2 separate regions of the Mus musculus genome follow, and region 1 is linked to region 2. A link is a loop called in an ENCODE intact Hi-C map of the cell type or tissue named here. Cell type or tissue: gastrocnemius. All regions are shown on one strand. Each heading gives the region's core, and the rest is flanking DNA. Links, peaks and the distances in the headings are about the cores only. Region 1 holds the start of Gm12002 (a long non-coding RNA gene). Region 2 overlaps Cobl (cordon-bleu WH2 repeat).

Evidence for each region. Hi-C counts contacts between places; a loop is a spot of excess contacts. Peaks named below come from ENCODE experiments on the same cell type or tissue, not always from the same donor. Only the 100,000 strongest peaks of a DNase experiment are listed, where the experiment ranks them.
Region 1: a loop joins it to region 2, with 5 times the contacts of the local background. A loop is called at or near these places in 14 of 42 quality-filtered maps.

What each region holds. Positions count from the first base shown.
Region 1 is chr11:12,307,399-12,323,694 of GRCm38, forward strand. Cobl (cordon-bleu WH2 repeat) reads right to left here. Exons shown (of 15, transcript NM_172496.3): 8 at 2,216-2,354. It overlaps Gm12002 (a long non-coding RNA gene), which reads left to right and starts at 7,089. Exons shown (of 6, transcript XR_872246.3): 1 at 7,089-7,269; 2 at 12,941-13,031; 3 at 13,746-13,849; 4 at 14,854-14,927. In gastrocnemius, for the core only: a CTCF peak has its summit at 7,479 (motif pointing right); DNase peaks (open chromatin) are centred at 7,474 and 12,185; H3K4me3 peaks cover 3,521 bases; H3K27ac peaks cover 4,255 bases.
Region 2 is chr11:12,350,858-12,367,153 of GRCm38, forward strand. It overlaps Cobl (cordon-bleu WH2 repeat), which reads right to left. Exons shown (of 15, transcript NM_172496.3): 6 at 14,248-14,322. Gm12002 (a long non-coding RNA gene) reads left to right here. Exons shown (of 6, transcript XR_872246.3): 6 at 12,828-14,253. Among named protein-coding and RNA genes, the nearest start is that of Gm30596, 26 kb to the right of the region's middle. In gastrocnemius, for the core only: a CTCF peak has its summit at 8,674; a DNase peak (open chromatin) is centred at 8,690; H3K27ac peaks cover 1,822 bases.

The sequences.
Region 1 (16,296 bases), core at 4,404-12,403, 44 kb before region 2:
TGTTCAATTTCAACTTCAGCCTCAGTCTGCACCAAGCCAGCCATACACAATGCCAAATTCCAGCTCCCTCTGCATTAGAACAGTCACACCCAATATCAAAGCCATTTACCTAGCAGTAACCACAAGACCTGTCTACCAGCCCCTGTCCTCAAAGGGCAACGTTATTCTTAGAAAGAAAGGGATTCTGGATTCTCTTGTCCCCACAAACAAGTCTAGGACTGGGTAGGAGGAAGCATGGCAAACTGCCACCATCCACATCTTCTCTTTGTAATCTCTCTCAATGAAGGGATGTTAGTACAGTTTTAAGTTTTAGACATATGTCTCACATCTCTGTTGGCATCTATGGCCACCAGCTGATCTCGTGTCCAGCATGGGCCCAGGTTCAGGGAATATGAGGCTTTGGTCCTCCCTTGACTAGAAATGGGGTGTTGGGTTTGGAAGCTGATTTAACAAATTGACATGCTACTTAAAGTATGTATTTCTAAAACATTCCCACAATTTCTCCCTTAAAATTGAGCTGTTTGTTCATAAAAAGGAGGAGGAGAGCTTGAAGGGAGGAAAGGGCTCTCATCATGAAATAGAATAGCACAGTTCAAATGAACTGGTAATTGTTTGTTGTGCTTTTCAATCTTTTAAAGAATGCTTCTTTAAATGAACCTTTTTATTCTATTTATTTGTTATTTATTTAGTATATGTTTGTTTGTACCTTTGTGTGTTCATTTGTTTAGTTTATGTATGTTTACACATTTATTTGTCTGGCTATTTAGTGTATATGTATTTACACACATGAGTATGGGTCTGGGCATCACTTGCATGTGGATGTCAGAGGATAACCTGTGGAAGTTCTCTGCACAGGTTCCCAGGATCAAACTCAGGTATGAGGCTTGGTGGCAGAAGCCTTTATCTCTGAGCCATCTCTCCACCCCTTCTTTTTTATTCTGACAATATATTCCTCTGGGAAATGGGAAGAACAGATATAAAACACAGGTTGTTACTTCTTAGGATAACTGATTCTCAGGATATGAGATGCCAGGCATTACAAATAAAGTACTGAGTAAAGCAAAGAATGCTGACCAACAGCCAACTCACCCTTATTAACATTTAAGAATTTGACAGTGCAACCACTTATGATTGGGAGTATTGTCCCTGTGGGGCTAAAGACTTGTTGTCGATGGGGAAACAATGGACTGTCGGAAACTGTGAATGGCTCATGGCTTCAGCCAGGGTTCTAATGGAAATTTTAACCAGAGAATCCAATGCTGCAAAGTTCTAATCCCTTCTCTGCAATAACTGGTTATATTCTTACTACAGTGAAATAGTGGATACTAAAAGATTTTAAAACAAAAATGAGCCTCCCGAGGCTCATGGATCTTGGAGGTCCAGCCCTTAGTGTTGTCTCCTATGATCTGTAGCACACAAGGGTGGGGTATAATGATCTTACAGGTTACTCCTTGCTTAGAGGTGTCAAAGACTCTATACTGGTTCTTTTGAGTTCTCTTACTCTCAGCATTGGGTCTTTGCTAGCTGTATCAGCAGTGTATAAATGGGGACCCATAGGCTAACATCCAAATGCTCGGAACCAGAGGTGTTTTGGATTTCAGATTTTTCTAATTATAGAACATTTACATATACATGATGAGATATCTTGGTGATGGAACTCAAGTCTAAATATAAAATTCATTTATAATTTATATAGAGAGAATCTGACGGTAATTTTATGTAATTTTAAAATAATTTTGTTCATAAAACCAAGCTCCATGGTACAAGTTTGTGGTATCATGTTGGTGTTCAAATGGTTTCAGATTCTGAAGAATTTCAGATTTCAGACATTCAGGTTAGGAAGGCAAAAATTCTATATACCATGAGAGGTCTAAGATGTCTTTCGAATGACAGACGACTTTTCAAACAGCCTCTACACATATCCTCCAGTCAGCAACACATGCCACAGCCACTCACATGAGCCCCACTTGTCACTGTCTCCTCGGGTTCTGCGTTCTTTAACCACATTCCATCCTCTCCACTATCTTCACATCCTTTATGCCTTCCTCAGTGTAAATAAGATATTAAGGCAATTCAGAGCTAGTCATTTCCAGACATTCTTTAGCATACTTGCTTTCTGGTTAATGTAGTTAACAAGGACACCACTGCCAGGGTTAACAAGAGTGTCTTAAAGCAAGCATCCCAGACATGCACAGAGCAGGCCACATTCACTCACCCACTGTGCTCTTCCTGTTCTCTTCCTTATCTTCCTTGCGGTTGGGGACCACAGGACTTGGTGGTGGCTGCTGTGGTGGAGGAGGAGCTGGCGCCCGCCTCTTCTTCTTCTGGAGATCAGCCTGTGAGCTGAGGGAGGCCTAGGAAGCACAATAAAGGACAGCAAGGATTAGCTGGTCTGTAAAAGGATTAGTTGGTCTGTAAGAGGCAAAACACACATGGAATGCATGCCCCTCAGAGGCAGGCTCTGGGTGGCATGGCCATAAAAGGAGAGCTGTCACACTGCTTGTCCAATTATGCTTCTCTTAAGCAGCTGTGGTCTTTCATGCTTTGGTGTAGACCTGAAGTGGCAGGGTTACTTCCAAATTCCCTAGTTCCCTATTTTGTGCAAGAAGTGCCTATTTTCTAGGCATTTTTGGAGACTTGCAGACTTTCCTAAGCATATGAATAAGAAAATGTAGTTTGTCCTTACTGAAGAACAAAGAATTAACTTATTCATCCTGAAATAGGAGACGTGCTTGTAGATGGAAGCTTAGATCCCACTCTTCCTCTTCCTGCAGACATCCCAGAACAACCAGGCCCAGCACAAGCCACACCATGCCTACTCTGCATCTAGGCCCACAGTGAAGCATCTCTATATGGGGCCTTCAGACCAAGATGGGGATATCAGTCTCCCATTCTAGAACAGATATCCAGCTGTGCCTCGGATGGGATGAAAATGGAATTCTAACACTACCAGCAGCGTGGGCAGGTATCCCCAGTGAAAGTAAAGTCTGTGACTCACTGATCACAACTCTTTGCTTCTGAAGGACTCAATTATTTTCCTGTCCTCCTAGCAGTCAAAGTTACAACTCGTTCGTGTCACTTGATTGAGATTCATTGAAAAGGAAGGGCATAAGAGCAGAGGATGACTCCACTCTTTCTTGTCTTCAGTTCCTCATAGTAAGGTCCTGCCTAACCATTACTAAAGCTTTCCAGGGCTGGAGCCTATGCATCAACCACTAGTACCACAGCTCTGATGTGGGTGCTCTCTGGTAATTTAAACATGCTTCATGAATATTAGAACATAGAATTGATACAGCACTAAGCTACAATAATCCTCCTTTCTTAACTAGAAGGGTGCGTGTGTGTATATCTGTAAAACATTTATAAATATTAACAGTAATATATATTTACTATAAAATATGCAAACCTCTATGGTGAAACAGTGAATGTATATGCCAATAAAAGGTGAAAAAAATCATTTTGTTTAGAGCAAGTACTAACTATAGGCATATCTTTTTTTTCTAATTTTAATTTTTTCTCTTTTAAAAGTGATGCTTTTTATTTCCTGGCTCTGTAATATACCACAACAATCTTGTTATGTGCTCAAAGTTCTTTGTTATACTTTGCATAAGAAAACAGCCAAAGCTGGGCATGGTGGCATACGCCTTTAATCCCAGCACTCAGGAGGCAGAGGCAGGAGGATTTCTGAGTTCAAGGCCAGTCTGATCTACAAACTGAGTTCTAGGACAGCCAGGGCTACACAGAGGAAACCCTGTCTCAAAAAAAAAACAAAAAAAAAAAAAAAAGGAAAAAAAAAAGAAAACAACCAAACAAACTCAAATAACCCTTCAAAGCTTAGTTGTCAACGACACTTAGTTAGCACTTCCACTTTAGTAGCATCCACAGAAAACACCTTCCTTTAGAATTCACTGTTTTACCACAGAGGACAGTTCCTACACTGTCTTGATTTGTGAGTTCTGACGTGCTGCTCCAAAAGATAGGGAGTTAGTTCTTATACACACAAGGGCTGATTTGTCTTCTCCATTATGATTCCAAAGCTGCAATCTGAGACTTCAATCATCATCCACTATCAGTCCCCTCAGGAGTGCATTCTCATCAACAGGTTCTTTACCTCAAAGCCACTGTGGTTCAACATTCTCACACAGAACATACGAAGTCCTTACGTGTTGCCCCGTGCCCAGCCCTGAAGAGGAAGCGTCACTGCATCCTCCTGCATCCTCCTGCATCCTGCCTGGGGAACTGACTTAGTACTTAACTCACTCTTCCTAGCTGAACTTCCAGGAAATTCACTTTTCCTACTCTGTAGATTTCCTGTTTATGGAACAAGCTGTACGTGATTTTTGAGACTTTGAACTTAAAAATGTTCAGATCCTAAAATGTCTTTATCCTATTACACTGTACACGAGTACAGAGGAAAAGTAAACTATTAGAAAATAGTGGAACCATACAGGCCTGCCTGTTCCCAGTCTGTCACTGTGCCCATGGGATACAAACCCCACTGTGGTGCAGTCTTCAGCATGCTTTCCTTCCCTGCTGCTGACCTGTAGTGTCCTCTCCATGTGACCAGATAGTCCATGCTGGGGCAGAGCATGCTTTTTCTGAGGCATTTATATTCCTGCAGCCTGCAGAATGTTCTAGTTCTACCTTTTGGGTTTGCCTTACTTTTATTCTTTCTGTTTTTCCTCTGTGAACATGGAGGAAATCATTCGAATGCAAAGGTTCGTGAACCAATTATCCGTTTTTCCTCTAATGTTCCTGCCTCTTTCTTGGAAATTTCCATTATTTGACTGCCCAGTTTTCTTGAGTGTTAAAGTATGTTGCAGCATATTCAATTTCCAAGATTTCTACTTATTTTGAAATCAGCAATATGGTCTTCTTTATTGGGTATATTTCTCTCATTTTCTTTTGATACCATTACAATATTTTTATTTTTATTATTTTTAACTTTATGTGTTGCATTTCCTATAAGTCTCTTTTCCTTTACTTCTACTCTCCAACCTATCTCTGATAATCTGATTTTAACCTGTCTTAAAATATCTGTGCTTTTTGGTTTTTTTCCCCTTTTTTCTAATTAGGTATTTTCTTCATTTACATTTCCAATGCTATTCCCAAAAGCCCTCCATGCCCTCCCCCCAACTCTCCTCCCCACCCCTCCCACTTCTTGGCCGTGGAGTTCCCCTGTACTTAGGCATATAAAGTTTGCAAGACCAATGGGTCTCTCTTTCCACTAATGGCCGGCTAGGCCATCTTCTGATATATATGCAGCTAGAGACACGAGCTCCGGGGGGTACTTAGAATACCCAAGATATAAGATACAATTTGTAAAACACATGAAACTCAAGAAGAACGAAGACCAAAGTGTGGACACGTATCTGTGCTTTTTGGATGACCACTTATATTGTTTTGGAGCAGAGTGTCTATTCACACAATTATAAGATTCCCTGGACATCCGGGCAGAAATCTGGTCTGCTGAGAGGAAAGAGCTCCACATATCCACCTGTGCAGATTTCTCTCCTAAGTCTGCCCTTCCCACACAGAAGGGTTCTCAGCTGACTTCCCTTCAGGGTGCAGAGTGGAACAGGAGGAAAAGGCTCTGAGCCCCTCTTGGAGTATATGAAGCACACTATCTGTTTGGTGCTGACTTAGCCATGTCTGATGTCTGAAGCCACCTGGTTGCAGTTGGGAGCATAGCTGCTTGGGAAAAAGCGTCACATGCTTTTCCTGCTCAGGCATGTAACCTTCAGTCATCAGCTTACTCTGTACTCTGGGGTGCAGTGGAGTCTGCCCCAGATGCAGTAGCCTAGTGGGGTTCTGGGTCTGTCTGATGCCTGTCATGTCCCTAGGAGTAAATACTTACTTGCCCCCACTTTGTCGGGCATTTATCATAGCACCTCCTGAAAACCATCATTATTTAAAATTATTTATTTAAAAATAATTTTTAAAAAATTATTCAGTCACATGGGGATTCAAAAGGAGAGACTTTAATTTGCTTTATAAGCCATAGTTTCCTGTTTACTAAAGTATAGTTGATAAGAAAGTATTGCATATATTTGAGGAGCTGAAGGTGATGGTTTGCTATATGTATATATTATAATACAATCATAAGCTACTTACTACATCTATACTCTCACATGCTGATGTATATATTATAATACAATCATCATAAGCTACTTACTACATCTATACTCTCACATGCTGATGTATATATTATAATACAATCATAAGCTACTTATTACATCTATACTCTCACATGCTGATGTATATATTATAATACAATCATAAGCTACTTACTACATCTATACTCTCACATGCTGATGTATATATTATAATACAATCATAAGCTACTTACTACATCTATACTCTCACATGCTGATGTATATATTATAATACAATCATAAGCTACTTACTACATCTATACTCTCACATGCTGATGTATATATTATAATACAATCATAAGCTACTTACTACATCTATACTCTCACATGCTGTTACTTTTATGTTCATAATCATTCTTCGCCCTCCCTCCATCCCCTTATCCTGTATGTAAACTTTAAGCATTTTCTTAAGCTACTGTTACTCAGTTGGACAAATGAGGCATCAAGAACTAAGGCCTTTAGTTGAATTTGAAGTTTGTCTTGATTATTACAATCTACTGTTCCTTATAAGACTCTCAAATTTCTCTCCCCAACATTTATCTTTTCCTTTCCTCTTCAGAATTTATTAAGTCCATTTATTTTAGTTTCTTGAGTAAAGATGTAAAATTCAGAGTGAAGACAACAGAGTCCAAATTTATGTATCCCAATTTAAAAATCATTTGCAACATTAAGATGGAGGGATAGGAAGCCCTGGTTCTTGTTCCACAGAAGCAGTGACTTAACATCCACCCGTGGCTCACAAAGCTTTAATGAGAATGGTTGTGATCAGCCAGGGAGTCACAGCACCCAGACCACTCAAGCAAGAGCAGCCACATGAACCTGAGTAAGCAAGTCGATTCATTTTAAGTACCACATCCCTTCCCCCAAAGTCAGCACAGCTCAGATCTCCCTTGGGAGGAAGGAGAAGGAATCATAAGGACACTTTCCAGATTTTAAGAAGGGTTGCCTAGGCAGGAACTGGATCGGTCCAGAGTGACAGGAGAGCTCCTAGGGAGCTGATGTCTTTTGGATGTGGGCAGATGGCAGGAATTGAAGAAAGAAGAATTTAAACGCTGGTTGATCCAGAGCTCAGAGACCTGGCATTGCCACGAAGGAAGGCACGGCACAATCAGAAGTAAGTACCAGCTCAAGATTATTTGGGGGGGGGGGGTTTACAAGAGTGGTAAGGGAATGGGATGCTTTAGATTTCTATATAGGCTTGCATGATTGAGTGGTTTTGGTCACATTTGACTGGTAGTGCAGAGTAGAACAGTTCTGATACCTGGGGAGTTACCCAGACCAAGGGAGACCAGTTGTAATGTCAGAGACCTGCAGTACCACAGACCAACAGCAGAGGGAGGAAAAAATTATATACTACTTGAAAAAAAGAAAATCATAAATATCTGTCTGGGAACAATCACATGAGGCCAGAGAAGATACAAACACAGGCAAAGTTTGAGCTGTTCCCAAGATCTGCAGATGGACTTACTACCCTGTTGCATCCATAAAATGCTAAACTCTATGGTCTGGGAGGATGCATGAGTTTTGTTGTTCTGTTCTGGTTGTTTTGTTTTGCTTTGCTTTCTTTTTAAAATGTAGAGTTTACAATAACAAATAAAAGTCCAGAAAACTGTGTCGTGAGAGAAGCAGCAAGTTAAATCTCTAGACAAATAATCCTAAAGAAATGGAGAGTGGTGGCCTGAAAATATTAAAAGCAATTTTCTTGGTAGCGTTTCATGACTTATAAGAGGCCAGACAGACAGATGAACGAGTAAGCAACATGAGGAACACTATGTGAGCAACTTTAAGATGAACACAAAGACAAAAGCCAAAGAAGAGAGGACATGCTGGGTCTGTAGAACACAGCAAAGCTGGGAAGTCCTTAAGGGTTTACCCAGCAAATCTAATCACAGAGAACAAAGGTTCTGCAAACATAAAGGTATGCTACTAGAAATGATTGAGGCAGAGGACTTTCTAAGAAAGAAGGAAGGTGAGTGCTCTATGAGACGACATGGCAGGGAGTGATGTACGCATCACAAAACTCCCAGAAAAAAAAAGAGGGGGAAAGGGTAGATAGTGGCTTATCTGGAGAAATAACAATCAAAATCTCACTATGTAAAACTTCAGGTAGATCAAAGGATTCCAACAGAAATGAACTCAAAGTAAAGCAGATGAAAGACACCCTGTAAGGTAATCATCCAAAGACAAAGCTAGAGAGAATCAGTGCAGAGTATCAAGAAGGGACTGCTAAATGCTGCACATGAGCAGACCATGAGATGAGAGCTTCTTCCCAGAAGACCCTTTGTAGAGCAGAAGTGGTGGATGGTTATGTAGGAAGGTGTGCGGAAAAAACACAGTGGCAGCCAAGAATCCACTGACAAAACCATCTGCTAAAAATAGAGATCTAAAACAATAACTGCCCAGACGAAGGTCACAGAGCTCTCTGTATAGTTTGTTCAAACAGTTTCATAATTTCAGGTATTACTTCGAGGTCTTTAAATCCACCTTGAGCTAAGCTTGTGCATGGGCTGAGATAAAGGTCCAATGTTATTCTACCACACATGAAAGTCCAGTTTCTTGAGAGCAATTTAGTGAAGAAACTCTTCCTCACTGGGCTCACTTGGTGCCTTTGCTGAAAGTCAGGTGACTGTAAACCAGTGAGTGTATCTCTGACCTTTCTGTCCCATCTCATTCACTAGTCTATTTTGATGTTATCTCTCTGTTGCTGCTTTGATTATAATAGTTTTATAACATACTACACTGTACTTTGAAATCATGGAGTGTGCTGTCTTCCACTGTTTATTTCTCTCTCCCCCAACCCCATGGGGTTTCGTTTACTAGGGCTCTTTTTGTAGTTCTTTGTGGATTGTTTCTTCTGTCTCTGTGAAAAACAACATTGAAGTTTTGATTGTATTGAATCTGCAGAGTTCTCTGGGCGTTATACACATAAATAACACTAATACTTTTAATATCTAAACCATGAATATACTCTTGTTTACTTGAGTCTTATTCAGATTTTATTGCCAATGTTTTGATTTTTGCTCTCCTTGGTTAAGGTTACAAAAACAAGAGGAAACAAATATGAGCAGACCAAACTAAAGGACATTTGTATAGCAGAGAAAGACAGAAAAACACACACACAGGGAGAGAGAGAGAGAGAGAGAGAGAGAGAGAGAGAGAGAGAGAGAGAGAGAGAGAGAGAGAGAGAGAGAGGAAGAGAGAGAGAAGAATAAGAGATCAGAAATGCAGGAATGAGTTGGGAGAAATGCTTGAAACTATAGACTCAATCCAATACAGGGACAAAATATAAACTATATAAGAAACACTAACAACTACACATTAATCTCAGTTAAACAATGGCCAAAGGGTCTGAACACAGAGCCAAAAGAAACCAGGCATAGTGACTCATAGCTGTAACCTGAGTGTTCAGCAGTGTAAACCCCTACCCTAAACAAACAAAACCAGTTCTTGTTTTATATATCAACAGAATATTAAAATGGCTCAACAAGTCAAATGATCAAATTATCAAGGAAATAACAGTTAAAACCACCATACTGATTACAATAATGATTATTTTGAAAGATGATAAAATAACTTGGGAAGGATATGGAAAAGAGAAATATTGTTATCACTGGAAGGAATGAGCATGCACAGCCTTCTATTGAACAAAGCACAGGGTCCTCCATGAAGGAGCTAGAGAAAGTACCTAAGGAGCTGAAGGGGTTTGCAGCCCCGTAGGAGGAACAACAATATGAACTAACAAGTACCCCTAGAGTTCCAAACAAAGAAAGCACATGGTGAGACTCATGGTTTTAGCTGCATATGTAGCAGAGAATGGCCTAGTCGGTCATCAAGGGGAGGAGAGGCAATTGGTCCTATGAAGGCTCTATGCCCCATAAAGGGGAATGCCAGGGCTAGGAAGCAGGAGTGGGTGGGTTAGGGAGCAGGGGGAGGGGGAGAGGGGATACAGGATTTTCTGAGGCGAAACTAGGAAAGGGGACAACATTTGAAATGTAAATAAAGAAAACAATGAGCATGAAGGCTCATCGAATAGGAACACATGATCCAGCCCTTCCCGCTCAGGGCACCTATGCAGAGGATGGACACATGTGAGCTGGAGGGATATTTGCTCTCTTGTGTTACTCACAAAAGCCAAAATACACAGGCAGTCTACGTGCCTGTCAGAGGAAGAACACAGACTATACATACTATGGGAGAGAGAAAGAGGACACTTAAATCAAAAGATACCATATTTTAGATAAACTGAAAGAACAAATTGTCATGCTGCCTGATGGTAACCATGGTTTCTAACACTGTAATGTGTATGAATTTCAAATTACTTAAGAGAACAGATGATTAATACTTTTCATCCACAAAAAGAAAAAGCCAAAGGGCTGAGGTAGAAGATATGCCTAGCTTAACTTTTTCTAAATTGTTTCAAGAATCACACTGTACCCATAAAGACACACAATTGTTATTTATTAAAAAATAAATAAATATTTAAACCAGCAGTTTTCAACCTGTAGTTCCTGACCCTTTCCTCCCAAGTGTCATTTGGTCATGGTTTTATCCAAACAATAGAAATCTTGACACTAAACAACTAGAAGGGTGTCTTTTTCAGAGGAGATGTATATGTTAAGGGGAGGAGAATAGGGAATTGTAGTTAGAATGGGATTGGAAGGCTGAAGAAGAAATGGATGGGCGACTATAGAAGTGGGACAGGGGAGGGTAGCACCAGGGAAGCCTTGTAAGCCTACAACCTTACAATCCAATGAAAATGGATAATTGGAAGGATAGTGAAATTCATGTGATCAAAAACAAAGTGTAAAACTGGGAATAAAATAATCAAGAAGGGAGGGGGAGGGATGGGGTTTGGGGAAGAGGAGAAAATAGTAGGTTAACCAAAATTACAGATACAGGAAAAAAAATGCTTTATGTAAAATCACTAGTAAGCTGATTTCAAAATATAACTGAAAAGGGGTGGGGAGCACAGATGGAATTACCCTGCCCAGGTGGATAATATCTCTCACAACGGATTTAGATTAGTTAATAAAAATCAGTGCAAGGCATGGAGTACCTACCTAGGAGTTACTGGTCAGTGAGATCCCAGAGGTCTCCAAGACAATAAAGGTGCATGCACACACACACACACACACACACACACACACACACACACACACATTCTATTGCTGAAGACACCACACACTGTGGCTAAAGAAAGTGAAAAATCAATCTCAAACTGATCTCAAAATATACGTGCTTTCATAGCACTGGAAGGTGCCATGCAGATTGCAGGGGGAATGGAGGTATCAATGGTCTTAGCCAATACTGACCTACCAGACAAGATGTGTCCACTGGCGCAGATCGTGGTGTGACTGTTATTGGCTAATGAACCACATTCTTATTGGATTTGAGGCCTGTCCCAGAAGAGACAATGCCTGGGTCTGTAATTCTGATAAGAAAAAGTCCACAGCTGGAGAAGTCACAGGCCCTAGCACAAAAACTGCTACTGTTATTTTGCTAAATGGCCATGTTGTCAAATTGTCATGGAAATATTTATGTTTATACTTATAGACTTGGGCTGCTCTCTCCCTAAACCTTGGTCAGAGAAGCTTTTTTCCTGCAATGGTCTTAGGACTTAGTCAAAGGACTAAGGAGAGATGACTGAGTGCTCAGCTCTGAATGTAGTGTATTTCTCAACCTACTCCTTCTCCGAATCACCACCAAGGCATAGGGAAAATCCAGGAAGAAGGGGCAGAAGGAACATAAGAACTGAAAGATGGGGAGCAGTGCTAGGAAATGCCAACTTCTGACTCAACAAGTCTATCATACCCAGGAGCTCACACCAGCCATGGCCTGGTTCACAAGTTCTGCCCATGATGACATCATCAGCCAGACTAACATTTGGGAACTGATAGTGGAGTACTCTCTAGGTCTCACTCCTCTCTGAGATGTACTTGGCAGTTGACAGCTGTGGGAGGAGGAAGAATTCTTCTTCTCTATTTTTTTCTTTAAATGTATGGCCGCTGGTTGGTTTCCCATGCTCCAGCGGATGGCCCCATGCCCATGAACATATGGTCCGCACTAATGGGACTTAGCAGGTTATCAGCAAAACAAAACATGAAATTGGGAGCAGGCCATATAAGGGAGAATTTATGGGGAGTTGGAGGCTGGAAATAAGAAAATAAATGACAGTGTTCCACTGTATATATGAATAAAATTCTCAAGAACAGGAATACTAATATAAAATGATACAATAATTATGAAACATATCTGAGAGCTCCTCAAGTAATTAAAATAGACTTAGCATATAAGCTGTGCCTTTAACTTTGTACATGCATTAAAATGTACAAATAGAATTAAAGTAAGATTTCAAATAAATATGTGTATATCCATTATACAAATAGCTGCTCCAAATAGCCAAGATTCATGGACAACCTAAATTTCTGAAGTTGATTGTATGTATTATGAAAAGTGCATTCAGCCTTATGGAACAAAGAAACTATAAAGCATGTTACAATATAGATAAACGTTTGGAAAAATCACATTAAATGGAATGTGCCAGTCATAAAAACATAATGCATAAATCCATTTACACGGGACATCTAACAGCTAAAACTCTAAATCACAAAAAGTAGAACAATGGCTGCTGGGGTATAGGGGATTGCTGATCCAAGGTAGAAAAATTTGAGATCAGTATAGGGTGTATATACCTCAAATTTCTACACAGTTACAAAGACTTATTCTTTTTTTCTAATTTTATGTGGATGCATCTGCTTGTTTGTATGTACACCATGTTCATGAAGGTGCCTGGGGAAGCCAGAAGAGGGTGTTGGATCTCCTGGGACTTGAAAGAGAGGCAACTGATGTGGGTGCCTGAAATAGACTATGGGTCTGGTGAGTCTCACGGCTGCATACTTAAGAGTGATGAAGATTAGACATTGTTCTTTTGTTTTATAACATTAATAACATAAAGAACCCTTATTAGATGATTGCCTCATACTGAGTTTATAAAAGGCCACCAGCATATTTTCAAATAACTGAACAGCAAACCTTGCAATGTTTTGGGAAATATCAACTACAGTATGGTATTCTAAATTCTAAGGCACTTCTAACTTCTAGGTCTGCATAGCATTGGTGGTATGGTGAGCCAAGCACTCTGGAGCTGCAGTTTCCTTGTACTCAACTACTGAGGAATTCTTGGGTAATTGTTTGGCCTCTGGCAGTAATTCTATTTTCCACTGAAGTTGTTGCTGCTAACATTGAAAGCCTTTTAACCAGAATACTTCTGCTAGGCTTAAGATAATCCACTCATTAATTGTGATTATTCAACACTGTGGGTTTGCCTACCTATATAATTTTCTAGCCACTATACCCTAATATGTAAATTCTTTTCTTAGCTTTTGAGATCGGAGTCTCTCTGTAGCTTAGGCTAGAACTCCGTATATGTGAATCCATTGTTGTCCTCCGGCATCAACTTCCAGAGTACTAGGAGGATATAGATGAAGAACCATGTCTTGCTTCTCAACGACTTCGTCCAACACAGTGAGACGTTGCTCATGCTGTTATTTTACTCATGCTGTTATATTTACTTTATCTTCTTCTAATCAGGAAGAAGCTGCTGAGTCATTGCTCTGTGACTGAATCTATATACAAGAGATCCAATGATACACAGACTCTCCAACCTCAACATGTTCAAAGAGAGTGGAGGAAAGGTAATTCTATAATGTTTATACAGTCTTCTAGTCTGGAGATACTGCCTTAACTGTGGCTTGAGGGCCATATTTGGGGTATAGATTTTTTCCCTATAATTCATACTGGCAAACAGAAGGTCTCTATGCTCCCAGTGATGTCTGCATGGTGGCATGTTCTAGAATTCTGCTGCACATCCACAATAAGCTAGAGTTAATTAGGAGAGGGGGGCAAGAAAACAACTCAGGCATACCTAATTTGGAAAAGCAATTTCACCTACTGAAAGATGGTTTCTGCTCCCTCCTAATTTCAGATTTGGAGAAGCATTAAAGTCCAGAGGCTCTGCCAAAGCTGCCTCATGCCACCACTGAAATGCTTCTGCAGAGCCAATCATACCCACTCAGCTAGCACTTGTGGAACAGCAGGTGCCATCCAGTCACAGGCCACTTGTACTAAGCTAATTAAGGCACCGTGTTCACAAAGGGTTTGGCAAGGTCTAAGGCTCTCCAATAAGAAAGATAAGTCCCAGTGGGCAAAATAGTTCTCCTGAGGTTTTTAGAGATTTAACCTGCTTAAAGACTTTTAGTAGAAAGGTTTATAGAGTTCAAGAAAACATGAACAATGACAGCCACAAACATCTATTAGACATTTATTGAAGTTGTCAAGTGTTTCTCATAGAACCACCTCAGGACCCTTTCTGAAGAGATAGTTACTCTAATTTAAAAATATTTAACACGATTTTGTGTATAAGGGGGTATAAGACATGTAGAGGCACGTGTGTGCCTTGGAACACCTGTGAAGATGAAAGGACAACTATAGTAGAGTTGTTTTTCTTTATACGTTTAAGTAAGTTCTGCGGCACAAATTCAGGTAATCAGGCTTGGGCCACAAGTATTTTGCCTGCTGAGCCATCTCACCAGCCTATCTCCTTAATTTATAGAAAGGGAAACTGAGGCTTATAGAAGATAACTTGACTTTTATTCTACAGCTAAGTAGTGGGCACACTGTTGTTATTCTGTCTCTAAAGGGCACAAAACAGAATCTCTCTGGCTGTTCTTTATGTTGGCCTCCTGACCAGGACTGAATGACTCAGGGGTGAGGGTAAGTAGCTGCAGCTTGAATGGAAATCTGTCATCCAATGCTGTGGCAAGTGACTACAAGCTACTAGATTTCTTAATGTTCCATGTGACTGGCTACTATATAAACCAGTTTGTGCTTGAATTTTCTGGCTTAGAGACACTTAAAAATCTCTTTAGGGTACTCTTTAAGAATGCACAACACAAACTGCGGCTCTAATTGTCTGTGGAGCATGCTCCTTTCCTCTCTGGAACCAGGAACTGCACCTTGCTATACACTGAATACTTTGCATCTTTCCTACTGGCTCATATATTGAAAACCTAAGCTCCAATGTGATGGTATTAGACTGGAGTGAGATGGGGACTTTAGGGGTGATTAGGTCATGGTGTTGGACTGAATCAGAGCCCTTTATAAAGTTCCAGATCCCAAAATGGTCCCTAGATAATGTGCCAGCTAAGGACATAGCAAGAAGACAGATGTCAGATAAAACTAGAAGGGGTCCCTCATCAGATTCTATCTCCGCAGCCCTTGTAGCTCAGGTTTTCTAGCTTTCACAATTACGAGGAAATAATGTCTATAGTCTAAGTGCATTTGATATCACAGTTTAGAGAGCACTGGGCTGCCTTGGGCCTATTTGGTTACTTAGTTTCTTTATCTCATTGTGTCAATTATATGTAGTATCAAACTCAAGGTCAGAAAGCATTTCAGGAGAGTAGATGTTAATTAAAAGATTATACATATGAATTCTCACTATGAGACATCTAGCTTCATGCTTCTCACCTTGAGTCCCCCCCACCCCTATACTTTGCTAGGGCATGGCATGCTATAGAAACTTTATGCAAAGTAATTAAAAGCATATATGTTGTCTTCTGTGAGACTTTGTAGCTTTCATCTCTACACAGGTATCCTGGTGGTTTGAATGAGAATGGCACATATATAATAGAATATGAATAATTAGCATTATTATTGTGTGTATAGAAGAGCACTTTGTTCAAATGCTTACAAGATGACTATTATATATAATGTCCTTTAAATATTCTTCTACTCCTAAGATTATATCCACAAATAATTTGAGCCAGAGCAGCTAAGGAAAGCCTGATAGGAGATGAGTGCTTGGCATGAAGGTAAGCCAGACTGCCCGGATTAGAGGTCTGTATATACTGACCAAACAACATTGAATAAGCTGTATACAAAAAAATCCTCTTTTAAAATTAGGACAGAAACAGTGCCTACCTCCCCTGGTGCCTGTGAGGACCAGATGAGAGTACAGGAACACAGAGAACAGAGACCTCTTGGGGAAGATGGTACAGATTTCTTAATCTCAATCTTGGCTCTTCAATATCCAAGAGCAGCCAGCCTGGTGGGAACTGGGACATCCGGAGGCACCACAGCA
Region 2 (16,296 bases), core at 5,131-13,130:
GGGGACGTAGCAGAGCTATCCTCCCACGTACACACCAAGACCAGGACCTGCAGGAGCCTGAGTGCATTCTTTAACGCAGGGACATCAGCAGATATTTCTTCAGTAATCTGATCTGGCTTTATAGCCATGCCTAGCTCACATATAAGATCTTTGGGAAAATATACTCTGACTCGAAAAAAAAAACATTAATGTTTAATTTACAAACTCTGCAACTTTGCCATAAAGGTTTAGACAGTGTTTGAGGAAATTGCTAAAATTTGAAATGGTAAGGCTGTCCTTGCAATAAAATGTTCCAGGACTGGTTGCTAGGCACAGGCAAAAGAGTAGGCATGGCAACTGCTCTAAGGTAACAGCTAATTTCTGGTTCAGGAAAGAATTTCAGAAGAAAGGCCATTTCAACTGTAAGTCAAAAAATCTAGTCTCTGCCACAGTAGAGGGGTGTTTATATCCACGGCTGTGTAACAGCTGCTCTGCCTTCCACTTCTCAGATGACCCAGGGATTTAGTATAAATCAAATGTAGTTGGTGGCAAGGTTCACCTTCCATGCCCTCGTCTGGCCTCATGAGAAGTTCCTGCCAGCTGCTCCAGCCATTTATTCCTGCAGCATTTACTGATTCTGTATAGAAACCATCTCTCTCTCCAACATCTTAGCACATTTGCCAAACCAAAAGCAAGAGAAAAGGGAATAAACCGTTAATTCCTATGTTCAAGGCTTCCCAGGTATTTTTTTTTTAAGTGCTGTCAAATCACTGCTTTAAGCTTTTCACTGGTCTCTCGATTCCTGGAGTACTTTTGTCTTTTGTTAAAGAGAGAAGCTGGCAAAGGCCAAAAAGTATTCTGAGATTTACAGGAGCTTTACAAGCAGGCCAATGGAAGCACTAATCAGCTTGGAGGCAGCATCATCTCTCCTCCTTGGAATACGGATGCAGGGCGGACCTGATAGCCTTGGAGGGGCAGAGGATGGGGGTGGGCTGAGGGGCATTTTTGTTTCTCTGGCTCGAAAGGAAAATATTCTGGCTGAGCCACCAGTGTTCTCCAGCTCAGACCTACAGCTGCAGCTGGATGTTAAGATTCCTCAGAATAGACAAGCAGGAACAAACAGAACATGGGTCAGAGCCCTCATTAGGAAGGCTCATTATTATATATGTTAAAATCCTTATAGTTTTGTGTTCATAATATTAATTTTACACACTCGTAGATTTGACTCTAGATTCTGTGACAGAAGTTTCAGAATTAACAAATCCATTCTTTTCTGTGTGCATCATAGCTTTGCTGAAGCACTGTGATCTGCTTTAGGATACGAATACTAACAAATTGGACCAAAAATCAGTTTTCCTTGTCTGTACTTTGAATATATTATTACATGTAATTAATGGTTCTACTCTAGTTTCCAGCTTATCCACTATTTAATGTAATTGGGATTAATAACTGTAATATTCATAAGAAAAATAATGGTAAATGGTGCTCTTTAGCATTAAAAATCATTTATTTACATACTACCAAATGGCTCCAATGTTTAAAAGAAAAAGCCAGCTGCAATTGGTTATTGAAGTCAGAAGATAATCAAAACAACAAAAAGCAGAGGTAGATTTTGGCATAGTCACACTCATGTAGATGGCTGGAAAGAGGAACTCAGTATCACTGTTTGGCAGTGTCACTGATATACAATACACAGAAGATAAAGTTTTAATAATAGTGACAAATGATTGTATACATAGTTTATGAGAGTTTGTGACTTTTTTCTGCATAGTCCAAACTCCCTTCCTCATCTCAAGTTAATAAATAAATACTCAGAAGAAGATATCTATGGAGTATTACATACTAAATAGCATAAATACTTGATTTAATGGAACATAAGCAGACCAGCACCTTCCTACTATTATTTAAGTAATCTATTTGAGTTGTTTAGATTTTACTTGAGGCATGTACTCTGGATCCATTTATAAAGATTTCTATGGAGGACAACCTACAACAATCAGGAAATTGCCAGCATTCAATACCTTTCCATCTGCATATAACAAGGCAGAGTCAAATCACTTTAACTAGAGAGTGAGACTAAAAGAAGCTTCATCATTTGTACACACACACACACACACACACACACACACATACAATTACATGCATGGACACACACATACACACTTAGAAATACACTCACATGTAAATACACAAACAAACACAAACACTATACATACATACAAAACACACAGACACACATAGTGATACACACATGCATACAGATGCACACATATAAATACATATGCACACACAGAGACACATATAAATACACACACATATAAATACACACAAACACAAATATACACACACAGAACACACACATTCATACAGACACACACATATAAATACACATGTACACACAGAAATACGCACACATATATAAACACACAAAAACTACATATACATACACATAGAAAGCATACATAGATACACACACTTAGACACACACCTATAATTCCATATGCAGTCATACACATATAAATACAACAAAGAGAAACACACATAAAACACATATGCACACATATAAAACACACATATGCACACACAGACATACATATTAGTATACACTGGCACACACACCCACTCATATATATGCACACATACAAAACACACATATACATATATAAACACACATATATATACACATACTAAAACACAAAAACATACACACAGACACACACATAAATACACACATGCATATAGAAACACACATACACACAAAAACATATACAAACACACACATACAAATAAACACATATAAAATGTTTTTAGTCCAAGACAGAAATCCATTATGCTAAATGAAAACAAATATTAAAGACAATAAAGTAACTAAGTAATTATGATTAAATGTATAGTTTTACTTAAAATCCTTAGATAAAAGTTGGAATGCATTAAAAATAACAATAAATAACTATGTTTTCAAGTGAGGAAGTCAAACAATTCCTTTCTTACCCTTTTGCTTTTTGTGATCTTTCTTCCATTCAAAAAAAGAACCTCCCCAGAGTATATATGAAGTAGTTATTGTCCAAATTTACCAAATTATCTCAGCATGAATCTCAATGCCATCCCTGGTGAAATATCCTTTCTGAATGCTCAACCCAGTTATCACCCCAAAAGGAGACACCTAGCTCCACGGGGGACATGGCAGGAACTATCACATAGCTTTATGGGAAGCCGCCCTTCAAAGGAGCTTTGCTCTCTAATTACAGGTGCATGGCTTCATCCACAGCGGAAAGCCCTCTTAGCAAAGCTACAAGCCGGTCATTCTGACTGTGACATAAAAAGAATTCTTTGATCTTCCTCACCACACAGTGGAGGTCAAGTATGGAGTTGTGATAGATCATACATTCAGCCTATCTCTGGATGCGTGTTTCCAATAGTAGTCATTGGCAACACCCTTCTCACACATATTTACGTCCCAGGTGCATGCTCACACATGTACCCATACATGTACAACATGGCCAAAGTTAAACATGTAAGGGAGGGCTTCCAAATCACAAAAGAATATGGCTGAAAAACTGGAAATTTTACTTCTTAGCCATTTGTCTCCATTCCCTTTAAACTGTTCTACACTTGGGCTGGAAGTCCAGATGTCCCCTTAAGTGGGAACTCAGAGTGGGAATTTAAGAGAAGACCTTCCTCCTCTCCCCTGGGAGTAACCCACTCCTTACGAGGGGGTGAACCCCTAGCTTGGAGAATGGGCTTCCATCTCAGCACCATAGCCTCAAGCCCACAGCATCAGCACAGCTGGCAGCAGCGAGACTGAGTCAGAGGCCATGGAGAGGAAGGCTCAGGGAGGCATGTCTGTGTGGATGCTCACTGCGGGGTGGCTGAGTGTTCTTCCTTAGTTTTACACTGTTTATCATTTCCTTCAGGTGTTTCTCTGTCCCCTCTCCCTTATCTTTTACCCTATCAATATTAACTGTTCTTATACCATGAATCAAGCCCAGACATTAGAAAATAAACCATCACTTCAGAAAAGGTGACTTATTATAGTTCATGGTGACAATACTTAGATTTATTATATTTAACAGTGTTGTGTATGCTTGAAAATATATGCTGATGGAAGCTTTAGCCACAGAAACTATTTGTAATATTAATAGAGATGTTACTATGATCAGCTTCTATCACAGAGTCTATTTGTATAGGAACATCATATTGTACAGATAAAGTTATATATTTTTCCATTTGTTGGTTAAATAAAGGAGTCTTCACTTGTTAAACTATACAAAAATATTGTGCACTGTTTATGGACACTGGTTAAAGAACACATCTTTCTCTGGGTGGGGGAATGAATGCAGCTTCAGAGGAACCATGTGTTCAGGGAGAGGAGAGCATCAGAGATGCTGGGCTTAGAGAGGCAACAGCATTTGTATGTACTGTGATTCTCAGAGATTAACAAGAAATGATACAATATAAGTGTGACGAGACATTGTCTGTGAGCTGTGGGAGATGGGTGGGTGGCTTTGTTCATCTTCAGCCGTATGAATTGGGGCTAGGAGCATTTCTAAAGTGCAGAAGAACCCTCAGCAGCATGCACACAGGAATAGGATGCTGAGGCTCTTTGAGTCTCCTCAGTCATGAATCCACAGCCTGTAAACAATGCTCATGGTAGGAGAGAAGGTCAATTTGGGACTCACTTAAGATGAAAAAAAAAAAATCAATAAAACATGCCTGATTCAACCTGGAAGTCACAACAAAAGCTGGCTATTCGGAAGAAAATGGAAGGTAAATGCAGCAGTAGGGAATTCTGGGAGCTTTGAAAGATGCTGTAGGAGTGGACATCCATGTCACAGGATACCTGATGCAAGGTCCCAAACATTAGAGATGAACTCACTCCAGCACTGCAGAAAAGCTGGGGTTAGACACTGCCAGTGAACACACAACTGCCCTACTTGATCTGCCTTGGCTGCTTAGCCTAGGGAGAAAGTAGACAAGAGAGCTGGCAGGCATACAACCCAACATCAGACATCTTCAGGAAGAAATAACTCATTGTATTACGTCTGTGCACAGCACATTGGCCCAGCGCCTACCATTCTCAGGGTGCAAAATGAAAATAAATCCAGAGGATTAGAACAAGATAGTGAGCAGTTTGAGATAGCATAGGTGCTGAGCAGTACAAAGATTCTACAATTCTCTGAAAAGAAGCCATAGCATAGGAAGCCTGTCTCCACACAGATCTAGATCAAGGCGCAAGCAAATGTGCCCCGGAAGTTTGCAGGAGCACCATAAGAAGAGAGTTGAAGAGGTCTGCAACTATAGGTGGAACAACAATATGAACTAACCAGTACCCCCAGAGCTCGTGTCTCTAGCTGCATATGTCGCAGAAGATGGCTTAGTTGGCCATCACTGGTAAGAGAGGCCCCTTGGTAATGCAAACTTTATATGCCCCAGTACAGGGGAATGCCAGGGCCAACAAGCAGGAGTGGGTGGGTAGGGGAGCAGGGCAGGGGGGTAGGGTATAGGGAACTTTCAGGATAGCATTTGAAATGTATATAAAGAAAATATCTAATAAAAATAAAAGAAGAGAGGTGAGGTTAGAGAAGTGGGGAGGTCCAAGGAAGAAGTACCCTGCCCAGGTAGCCAGATCTGCTAGGCCCTGAGCTAAGGGGGCTACAGATAGCATCTCTCTAGCTGTAGAGGAGCTGCATCAGGACTACAAGCCCAAGGTTACAAGGTGGCTACACTGACTGTGCACAAGGAGGGGGAAATCAGCCCTGGCAAGGTGATGGCGAAGGGGCTGTGCCACAATGTGAGGTTCTGTGTTCTCCTTGCAGGAAGCAGATGTCCTAATGATGGGTTAGGGGTGGAAGAGTAGCCAAGGGAGGCAAAGAGCATCCTAGGTTTCTGTTTAGGCATGGGTAATACATAACCATGGGTCCAGCGATCTTCAAGTCATCCCTCCACAGTATCTAAAGCAACTTAAACCAATAAACATGCAGCCAAGAGAGAGCCAAGCTTTATATTCATTTGTTAAAGAATAGGGAGAAGAGCCAGGAAAAACTAAGGATGGATGTAAGAAATAGCAGATCATTCTTTAAGGGAACAGAGAGGAAATTCGTGTTTAAAAGGGACATTTTCTACCACCAACATCCCTATAAATACTATGTTTTTAGTAGAAGTTAAAACTCTGTGCTTTCTTTTTTAACTCAGTGCTCACTATGGTGAATCACCTTTTCAGGCTCTGTTAAGTATCACACGCTAAGCATCAGCCATTATTGAGTGTGGAGTAACATCTGAAAGCCCATGGCTTACTTCTTGGTAGGAGGTGGTAGCATCAAGGTGGAGCTTAGTGAAGACAATTTAGATCACTAGGAGAATAGCTTTGATAGGAGTATTTGAATCTCATCCTCTTCTTTATTGGATTCCTGGCCACCAAGAGATGAGTAGTCTCTGAAACATTTTTCCTATGAGCAGCTACCTTATATAAGCCCAAAAGCAACAGGCTAATCAACTATGAACTGAAATCTTCAAAATGTGACCTAAGATAAACCTTTCTACTTTTTAAATGGAAGAGGAGGAGGGAAGGGGGAAAAGGGAGAGAGGGAGGGAAGAGAGAAAGGGAGGGGCAGAGACAGAGAGAGCAACAGAGACAAAGAGTATTTATGGAGATGGAACACAAGATCACATACATAAAAGGACAGGCTAACATGCATCCCAGATTGTCTTACTTTTCTGACTTTAACATGCATGTGCACATGTGTGGGTGTGCATGCAGAGACCACATGTGAATGGTAGAGCTCTATTGCTCTCCACTCTTTACTTTTAAGAGTCGCTGGGATTCTCCTGTTTCTGCCTCCCTCCCAGTGTTGGGATTACAGGCACACATTGCCAAACTTAAACATGAGTGGGTGCTGGCAAGTCTGAACCCAGTCATGCTTGTGTGGCAAACACTTTACCCACCCCAAGCCATCTTTGTAATCTCCCTGTCTTAAGCTATGTTACTTCAGTAACACATGCTGATAAACACATCTCTAATTGGACAATTAGAAACCTAGCGAACTCTGGCATTCCAGATGTTTTGGGTGCTGACAGGATGCTTATGTTTCCCACTGTGAAGCCTCTCAGATTTTGAACTTTTAAATTAAGGACTATCAGCTAGAAAACCAAACACAAATACTGCAGATATTTCTTCTGCCAAGTATTTTGGATAAGGGGAACTAATCTGAGCTCTCACTGCAAATACTTTGGGAGGAGAATTCGCTGAAGCTTTAAACATAAATGTCTCTGTAGTGGCTTCCACACTGGCCTGAGGAGGGGCATAGTATGATTATTTTATTTCTAATATGATTTTCCCGTTTGTTATTTCATGGGGGGCACATATTGAGGTCAGGCAGAGAACAACTTGTGCAGTCACTTGTCTTCTGCCATGTGGGTCCCAGGAATTGAACCCAGGTCCTCATACTTTGCATGCTGAGTCATCTCATCAGCCTAATGTGAACACTTTGATTACCACTTTTCACAAGTACAGAGAATAAATATTTGATAATTCCTCTCAAATGTGTATCGAGGTCTATATACCTCTAGTGTATAAGTGTTTCACAACTAAGTCGTGGGAAAAGAAATGCAAAGCTGCACAGCTTCACAGGGGTATGGCGTTTGTTTCTGGCAGGGGCATGCCCTTCTGGGAATCAATGTAGTAACAGTCTTCTGAAAGCCATAACATTCCCAGATGCACTGATTCACTAATTCTTCTGCTAGCTCCATTAAAAAACAAAACAAACAAAAATCTTCCAAGGGAAACCAGTTTTGGAGACAATGGTGGACTGCATGAGTCAACAGCAAGGAGTGACAGATACATGAGCTTCATCAAGAAATGGCTGAGAGCCTGCACCGTGTCCCCCTCCTCAGCATCACGTTCTTCCCCTAAAGACTTTGGGTGGCGGTGATTTTGAATCCACCCAACACAGGGAAAGACAGCACTATGAGGTCAGAGTCCAGCTGCCAACAGACACTGCCCAGAGTCATTCATTCCCTGGCTGCACTGCAGATGGACCCCAGGGTCTGGTATGCTAGGCAAGGGCTTTCCACTGAGCTGGATGCCCGACTTCCTTTTATGGAAACACATCCAGCCTTCTCACTATGTTGCTATGAAAACAGGGCAAAAAAATTTTAAGCATATGATGTTAAATGAAGGAGGAAAGAAATGAAAGCTGCCAATCTGTTTGTGTGTCAGTGACTCTACCACTAAGAAAGGCTCAAAGTGACAAGAAACCTTGGTGACTGGAAGCATTTGATGGGATTCCCAGTCTGCTCATCCACATATTAGAGGCACAAATTGGACTCTGGGTAAAAAGACAAAGTGGGGAGGGAGATTAAGTTCAGAGCAATAGAGGGCGTTGTGGTCTTGGCAGAGTTAGAGTTGGGAAGTGGGCTGGATATGATAAAATTTACTGTATGACATTCTCAAAGAATAAATAAAAATATATTTTTAAAATTTCCATCTGCTATTCATTTTATAATTTTGAATAAATAATATAGAGATACAGTCTATACAAAATTGATTTCTAACAAAAGTTAGTTCTACTCTACAAGCACAGGGCTCAGCCTTCAGGGTATATTTTCTTATTAGCAATTTGTGAATGTTCCAGAAACATCTTGAGCTTTTCCAGGCTAGGACACGCCTGACTCCTTGTACTTGTGGGAACACTGACACCATGTGGTGGAGTCAGCTCTACACACACACTTCTGGCAACCTCTGGGAGTTCATTGTCTTACCCAGAGACCAGTGGCAGCTGGGAAGGAAGACGGGCTGGAATGCATGGGAAATCTGACACAATTTCTTTAAGATGGTATTTCTAATAACTGTTTCTAAGTTGTCCTGGGTTCATGGGCTTCCTTGATATTTTCTGGAGTCATAAATGTCTGGCATCAACAAAATCAGGGCCTGAGGGTAGAGACTAAAGCAAGTGTTGAATATAGAACCCACTGCCAAACACTGCAGGAGGCTCTGCCCACACAGGGGAGACAATGCCATGTTATCACAGTTTGTCCCATGAACTGAACAAAGCACATGAATAAACTGTCTCTAATTTCAATATTATTTATGTTTTGATCATTGATTCTTTGATACATGCATCAAAAAGCTTTTGGCTGCATGGTAGCAAGACTATAGTATCAATGAGGCTCTTAATGAATTTTAGATTGGTGCATTTGTAGAAATTATTTTTAAGCAAATGATGGGGACTGTTAAAGGTAGATTATATCTCATGGCTAACTCTAGACAAGGTCTGTTCCTTGCTCAGGGTTCCTTTACTAATGACAAGTTCTCTGAAGTACATTCCCCTGGGTGGGCATAGAAAGAGTATCTTCCTGGAAAGTGTGGGATTTCAAGAAAAGTATTTGAAGTGATTAGAAAGGTACTAAGTATATTTTATGAGATACAAATGACAAATGAAGCTAAATCTTGGAACAAAGTAAACTTCAGTTTACAGAAACTGAATTTGCCTGAGAAGAGGGTTACGCAGACCATCTACATTCATACTGTTTTTTGTTTGTTTCATAGACATAATAAACTACTTAAAGCTTTTTAAGAAAAAGCAGTCAAAAATATCTGCAGCCTCTCTGATAAGGCTCCACTGTGTTCACCATTTCATAAGGCTTCCTGTGAGGGGTGCTAGCTGAGCCCTGCAAAGACTCAAAGCAGCCCGATGGGAGAGGAGTACCCAAGACTCACAAAGCCATTGCCACACAGCTTGTAAAGCAATACACAGCCCTTCACAGGGCCTAGAAATATTAGGTATCAAGAGATGGATCATTTGCAGCTTATCACTGGATCTACATACTGGCAGTCAACACAGTCCACAGTATAACTAGGAGGGGGACAGCTGCCTTCAGTCCTTCAAAATAGAGAGCATACAACATTATGAGGACTCCTGTGACCCCAATGGCTGATGCAATTGGATCCTGCCCTCTGGTCAGTTAAGGGTGTACTTGCCTGCAGGGGACAACAGCAAAGTGACAAGAAATGGTAGCACAGTGTTCTTAAGAAATGCACAAATGGACTCAACAAGTCCAGCAGATTTGATCAATCATCCACCTCTGGAAGTAGGGTTTCTGTGTCTGTGATTGGAAGATTAAAAGAGATCATACAACTAGGCTAGGTCAAGCTGGGCCATCTGCTCCTAGGCTTCCATTGTTTCCAAAATGAGTGGCTCACCTAGCAGATCAAAGCTTCATTTTCAGACTTTGTTTTACATTATTTGTTTTTACATTACAACTACCCATGGACTTTTCTAATAGAAATCACATATCCCAGAGATTACTCCATATCAATAGGTAATCATCTTTTTCTTCCCTCACAAGTCTGCAGTCCTCAATCATACTGAATGGTGGCTGTTTAACCTCTCAGTCCCCCACTGAAGGGCCCCTGGGTGTTTAGCTCCTGCTAGTACAATAATGCTGCAAAAATGGTCTCCTGAATCATCACAAACTCTGGCAAAGGATATTTACAATTGATAGGTTTCTATTTGTAGGATTTCTGATGCAAAGAATAATAAATCTACTTATAGTTTGGATAGACATCACCAAATCCTCCAATTTAAATGCTATAGTATTTTACATTCTGCTTAGTAGCACATTTAAAAGTCCCCAAAGATTAGCCAGAAGAGGTGATGGGTGAACTTCCAAAATTTTACTATCTAATACATAATAAAAGAGAATTTCAGTGTAAGTATAAGTAGTATTTTTCATGACTAAGTTTCAACTATTGTCAATAATTTACATACTATGAACATAAGTTTTCTTTCTGCCTTGTCTATTCACTGCCATGTACTTAGCAACTTAAAGATGCCTTCTCTATGGCCCTCTTCCATGGGATATTCGGAGTTTTACAGTTTCTATACTATTCTCACATTCAGATTTCCTCTTGTTGCCACTCCTCTTTCCCTGGATTGCTTCCTTATGCCTTTATTCTTCATGCTGTCATTCAAGATTTGCCCCCCACAGTCAAATTTATTAATGTTCTCATTAGTACAACTTGAGTTTGAGCCACAGTTAGAAAATTGTTCACACATGGTTTTTGGTGGTCACGTGCCAAGTTTCAATATGAACATGCAGATTGTGATCTTTGGATTTTTTCTGGTGTATGCTGGGGAACATGCACAATGTTTATTCTTCTTCATGGTCATTCCCAACCCCACTTATTGATGGTCACTGCCCTTGCTGTTGAGTTGATGGTACAGTGTTCTGTATTGTCTGTACAATTGGCTCCATATTTTCCTACTGCATCGCTGCTACCTGCTAGAATTCTCAAAGCTTCAAAGTCTGCTTGAATAGATCAGTAAGGCTTTTCATTCCCCAGGCTTTTCAGGTTTTCTTGGATCTTCTTGCTTGTTAATTTTTCAACTAAATTTTTATTTATAATTAACTTTATAATTAACTTAACTGGTTCTAAAACAAACCTAACTGAAACAATGGTACTGAATAACCTATCCAAATGTGTGCCCTCTGTTTTCATAAACAGATCTATGGTCACATATGCTTGCAGGATCCTACATTATTTTTAAATGCTTTGAATATTTCCTATGAAGTTTTTGCCCAGGATCTCTCATCTATGATTCACCCACCTACTGATCTACTTACTATTCATCCATCCATCCATCCATCCATCCATCCATCCATCCATCCATCTATCCATCCATCCACATGTTCATCTACTTATTCAGCCAGCTAGCCATGCACATCATAACTATATTCTTTTTTCTATGTATATCAAAATAGCTCACACAAACTAGCAATGCCTACTACAAAACTAAGCTACCATTCATTAATATAGGAAGAGTTACTACCTGGTTATATAATAGCGTCAAATATGTGAGATGAAAGCCCTAGGATATAATAGGTTCCCTACTCAAATAAAAGCAGTTTGTTTATCGAGTGTGTGAAATATTAGAAGACATTTTTCAACATCTCTGGGATAAAACAGGTTGATGAAAGACAAGCCTGAAAGAGCAATATATTTATGGCGATCACAAAACATCTTCTGTTGATTTAAGTCTGTTTAATAGCAAAACAAACACAATGCCTGGCTGATGAGATTAGTTCATGTAGGAACTTACTTAAGACTACAACAGAAGAGGTGTCGTTAAAATCATTACATAATTCTATTCAGTCTGATGTGATTTGTATGGGAAAAGACATGAGCAAGTGTGTGTCCCTGGGCTCAATGGAGCTTCTGGAATTGCATTAAATCTTCAAAATTGCAAACACTCTTACTTGACAAAAAGAGGTGGCTATAATGAAGGTGGAAGTCTGGTTTTCATAGTGCATTAACATAAGGACATCGAGAGGAGGAAGCTCGTGAGGTCAGAGCATTAACTTGTGTTTTTAAGTGCACACAGCAGATGAGTACGTCTCAGCACAGCTATGCTTAGAGACAAAAGTACATAATTACCAGGGGCACATATTTATTTATTTCCTTGAACTTTAAGTTGTAATTGGACTTTTGTAACTAAGGTAAGTTTGACTTTTTCTTAGGCTCGCTGAGCCAATTCACTTAGATGACAAGCATTTTCCTCAGTCTGAATGAGCTGACTTTCACCAACCCCAGACCTTGACAAAGAACAAGCCTAAGTCTGTTCTCAGATAAAATTCTCCATTCTTGACCCCCCCCCAAATAGACTTCTACCCCATGACAATACAAATCATTAAGAATTTGTTTGCCAAGCCTAGTAGAAAGTAAGATTATTTAAAAGGCCTTGAGTCTTACAAACAGACGGTTTAGAAATTAACCACTGGGAAAAGAACAATGAATGTGATGAGCATTTGACAAATGCTAACACAGCTTTTTCTCCCTTTATACCTCCCAGAAATCACCCATTCCAGTGTGGCTACAAGCTAATGGCTCCCAAGTTTTGGCCATGAACAAATTTGGAAGATAATTTTTGACCATAGGTCACTGTGCTTTGGAGTATGTTGTGTGGAAAGACATTAAAGAAGTGAACGGTGCTGATGTGGCAAAATTGTTCCACCCTTATAGACAATTCATAGAACATGCTCCTCAGTTTATGTGAGTACATGTGGAAAGATGCACTGAAGTAATACTGAGACTTTTCTGTATCTGTGGAATGGGTGAAAGACAACTCATCTTTCATTTTATTAAGAAATGTCTGCAAGAAAAATTTACTCCTCGGGTTTAATGATATCATAGCGAAAACTTTTAATATCTTTATGTTATCTTGAAATCATCATAAAATCTCCACCTAGCCAGATGATGGGGGTATACTTCCATAATCCCAGCACTCAGGAGGCAGAAGCTGGCAGATCTCCGAGTTTGAGGCCAGCCTGGGCTACAGAGTAGATCCCAGGATAGCCCGGGCTACACAGAGAAACCCTATCTCAGGAAAACAAAACAACCTATGAAAATGTTTTCAAATTGAAAGCTATATAGTCACAGAAATAAAAAATGTAAATGAGTATTTCTAGGTCAGACTTTATTTCAAGGTGTTAAGAAATATTTTCAAGTATCAAAAACACACTGGATAGAACAAGATTTGATGTGCAAACTAAGAGTGTAGCATCATTAATGACATGGAGAGTATGCCCAGGTAATTTGTGTGTGCACGTGTGCATTAGCGCATGTGTGTAGAGGCTAGTGAATGGGCTGAGTAGAAGCCAGAGGATCATTGTATGTCCTGCTCTGTCATTCATACCTTCTTTCTTTGAGACAGCGTCTCTCACTGAACTGGGAGCATGACATTTCAGCTAGACTGGTTGGCCCCTGAGCTTCCGGGATCTACTTATTTTGATCCTCCAACTCTGAGGTTATAGACACACAAAGCAGCCATTCCTATCTTTATGTGTCGATGCCAGGCACTGAGCCATCCCCTTATACCCTGTCTGGATAAATTTTAGAGGTAGATGTTAGGCTTTTACTAAAAATATTCAAAATATAAGTACTCATATGGTGCAATGATTTATACTGTTTTGGGTATTTAACATTATAAGAAAACTTTCAAGACGCCAATTTTAAAATGTGGGGAAAATGGAGTTTTAAGAGATTCCTTTCTGGGTTCTGTGGACGAAGTCTAGTTACAGAGCCTAATAAATCTGAGTTGCCAGTGGCCATAAACTATCAGCTAAAATATTGAACACTGTCCAAATAAGTACAGGAAACTATGTGCAGCCTCTAGAAATGAAGCAACAGCGTGGACTAAAGCTAGTCTCCAGTTTGTTATCTGCAATGAGAAGTTCTGGCTAGCAGAAGCACCCGCTGGATTAAGTACTCACGTTCAAGTCCCCTCCAGATGCTGACTTCGCCGGGTCCTCATCACTATCTGCACCTGACAGCCCAAGATGCTCAGCCTAGAACACAAACATGCACCCCACCATCAACTCCAGGAGAAAATAAACTCCCAACAAGAGCAGGTATCCTTACAGCTACGAAGGCAAAACCAAAACAAAACAGAACCCCCAAACAGACAAACAATAGCACAGCCAAGCTTGAAGGCAATGGAGGATGCAGAGTCCTTGCTTGTTCCTCACCTTATGAACTAGAACGCTGTTTTGAAACAGTTCCTAACCAAAGCACTCCCTCAAAATCAACCACTGAATCCACAACTCTTGGGAAAAAAACTTCTTTTTTCTTCTTTCCCCAAAGCATTTCTTTATTTGAAAATATATCCAATTTAGAAATAGTAGTGGACATAAACTGGCAAAGTTAGAATAGCAAATCAACTGATTAACTGGGTCTTAAAAAGATTTCAACTTTTGATCTCTGTGTAGTTAATGGCTTGAGTGTACACAAAAAGCCATTTACCAAACAGCTGATTCCATCTCTATCCACAAAAGGCAAACAACAATATACCATCAGCGGCATAATCAGGTAGAGAGAACTAACTAGAAAACTCAATTCCCTAGCTTCTTAATGAGAATCTAGGGACTTAATCAAAGAGTTAATACTTTCAAGTAGAACTTAGGTTGACATTTAGGAATGTTTTTGAAACAACTATTTTGAGTATGAGTAATGTCAAAAGTGATACAAAATTGACATGCATTAAAAATTAAAATATTAAACCTTTGTCCTTACTTGCCTCAGCCATAATTATGTCCCTTTAAGGCATATACTTTATTAACATTTTTATGGGTATACATATTTACTCACCTAAACACACCTATTCATATTCTTCCTTAAAGGCAACATACTAGAATATAACTTCAGTTCGAATGCCTTCCTAAGGCGCCATTCTTGGATTTTATGCTGTACTGAGATCAGAGCTTGCCTGCTTGTTATCATGCCACATGATTTTAAGAATCGTTTTAAAGTTACTTACTCAATGTGCTCTTTATAGATGAAGAAATTGAAAGTCACACTTTACTAAGCACTGTGCAATGTGAATGGATGATTGACATCGAGGACTTAAGACAGGTGTTCATTCTAGCATGTACTATCACTATAACTGACTAAATTACAAAGACGTGAGCTGCTTTACCATACTGACGTACAGTGATGATCTTCTCTCTCAGCTTTCTAGGGACACTAGGCAAGGATGCATTGAGCATGCAAAAATCTCTAATTATAGCAAGGACAGAGGCAAAGAGCTAGGAAGTATATGCATAACACACTCAGCCCTGTCTACTGAGCAACCCAGAAGAGACAGGGCTGAGTAAGTAAGTGGATGATGTCTAGAGCAAAAATACATTTAAATAAAGCAGTAATAAATGAAAGATGAGGTACATAAAGCGTGATAAATGACCCTAGGAGTTCAAGGCAGAAAAGACAAGCTATTGCATAAGAAGAAATTATTATAATGAACAGGGCAGACTGTGTATCACCAGTGACTCTTTCCCTGATAGGACCTGGGTTCCTGGTGTTTGCCCTTCCCATTGTCAAAAGGTACAGGGTCTCCACACTTCCAGTAGATAGGCAGGGCCTCCAGTGGAAGGATGGGGACACAAACCCACCTTCAAAATTTTTGACCCAGAATTGTTCCGGTCTAAAGAAATTCAGGACAGAAACGGAGCAGAGATTAAAGGAAAGGTCATCCAGTGACTGGCAAAACTTGGGATCTATCCCATGGGCGACCACCAAACCCTTACCCTATTACTGATGCTATGTTATGCTTGCAGACAGGAGCCTAGCATGGCTGTCCTCTGAGAGGCTCTACCAGCAGTTGACTGAGACAGATGCAGAAACTTATACCCAACCATTGAACTGAGGGGTCAGGAACCCCCGTGGATGAGTTAGGGGATGGATTGAAGAAGCTGAGGGGGATAGTAACCCTATAGAAAGACCAAAAACAGTATCAACTAACATGGACCCCTGGGAGCTGCCAGAGA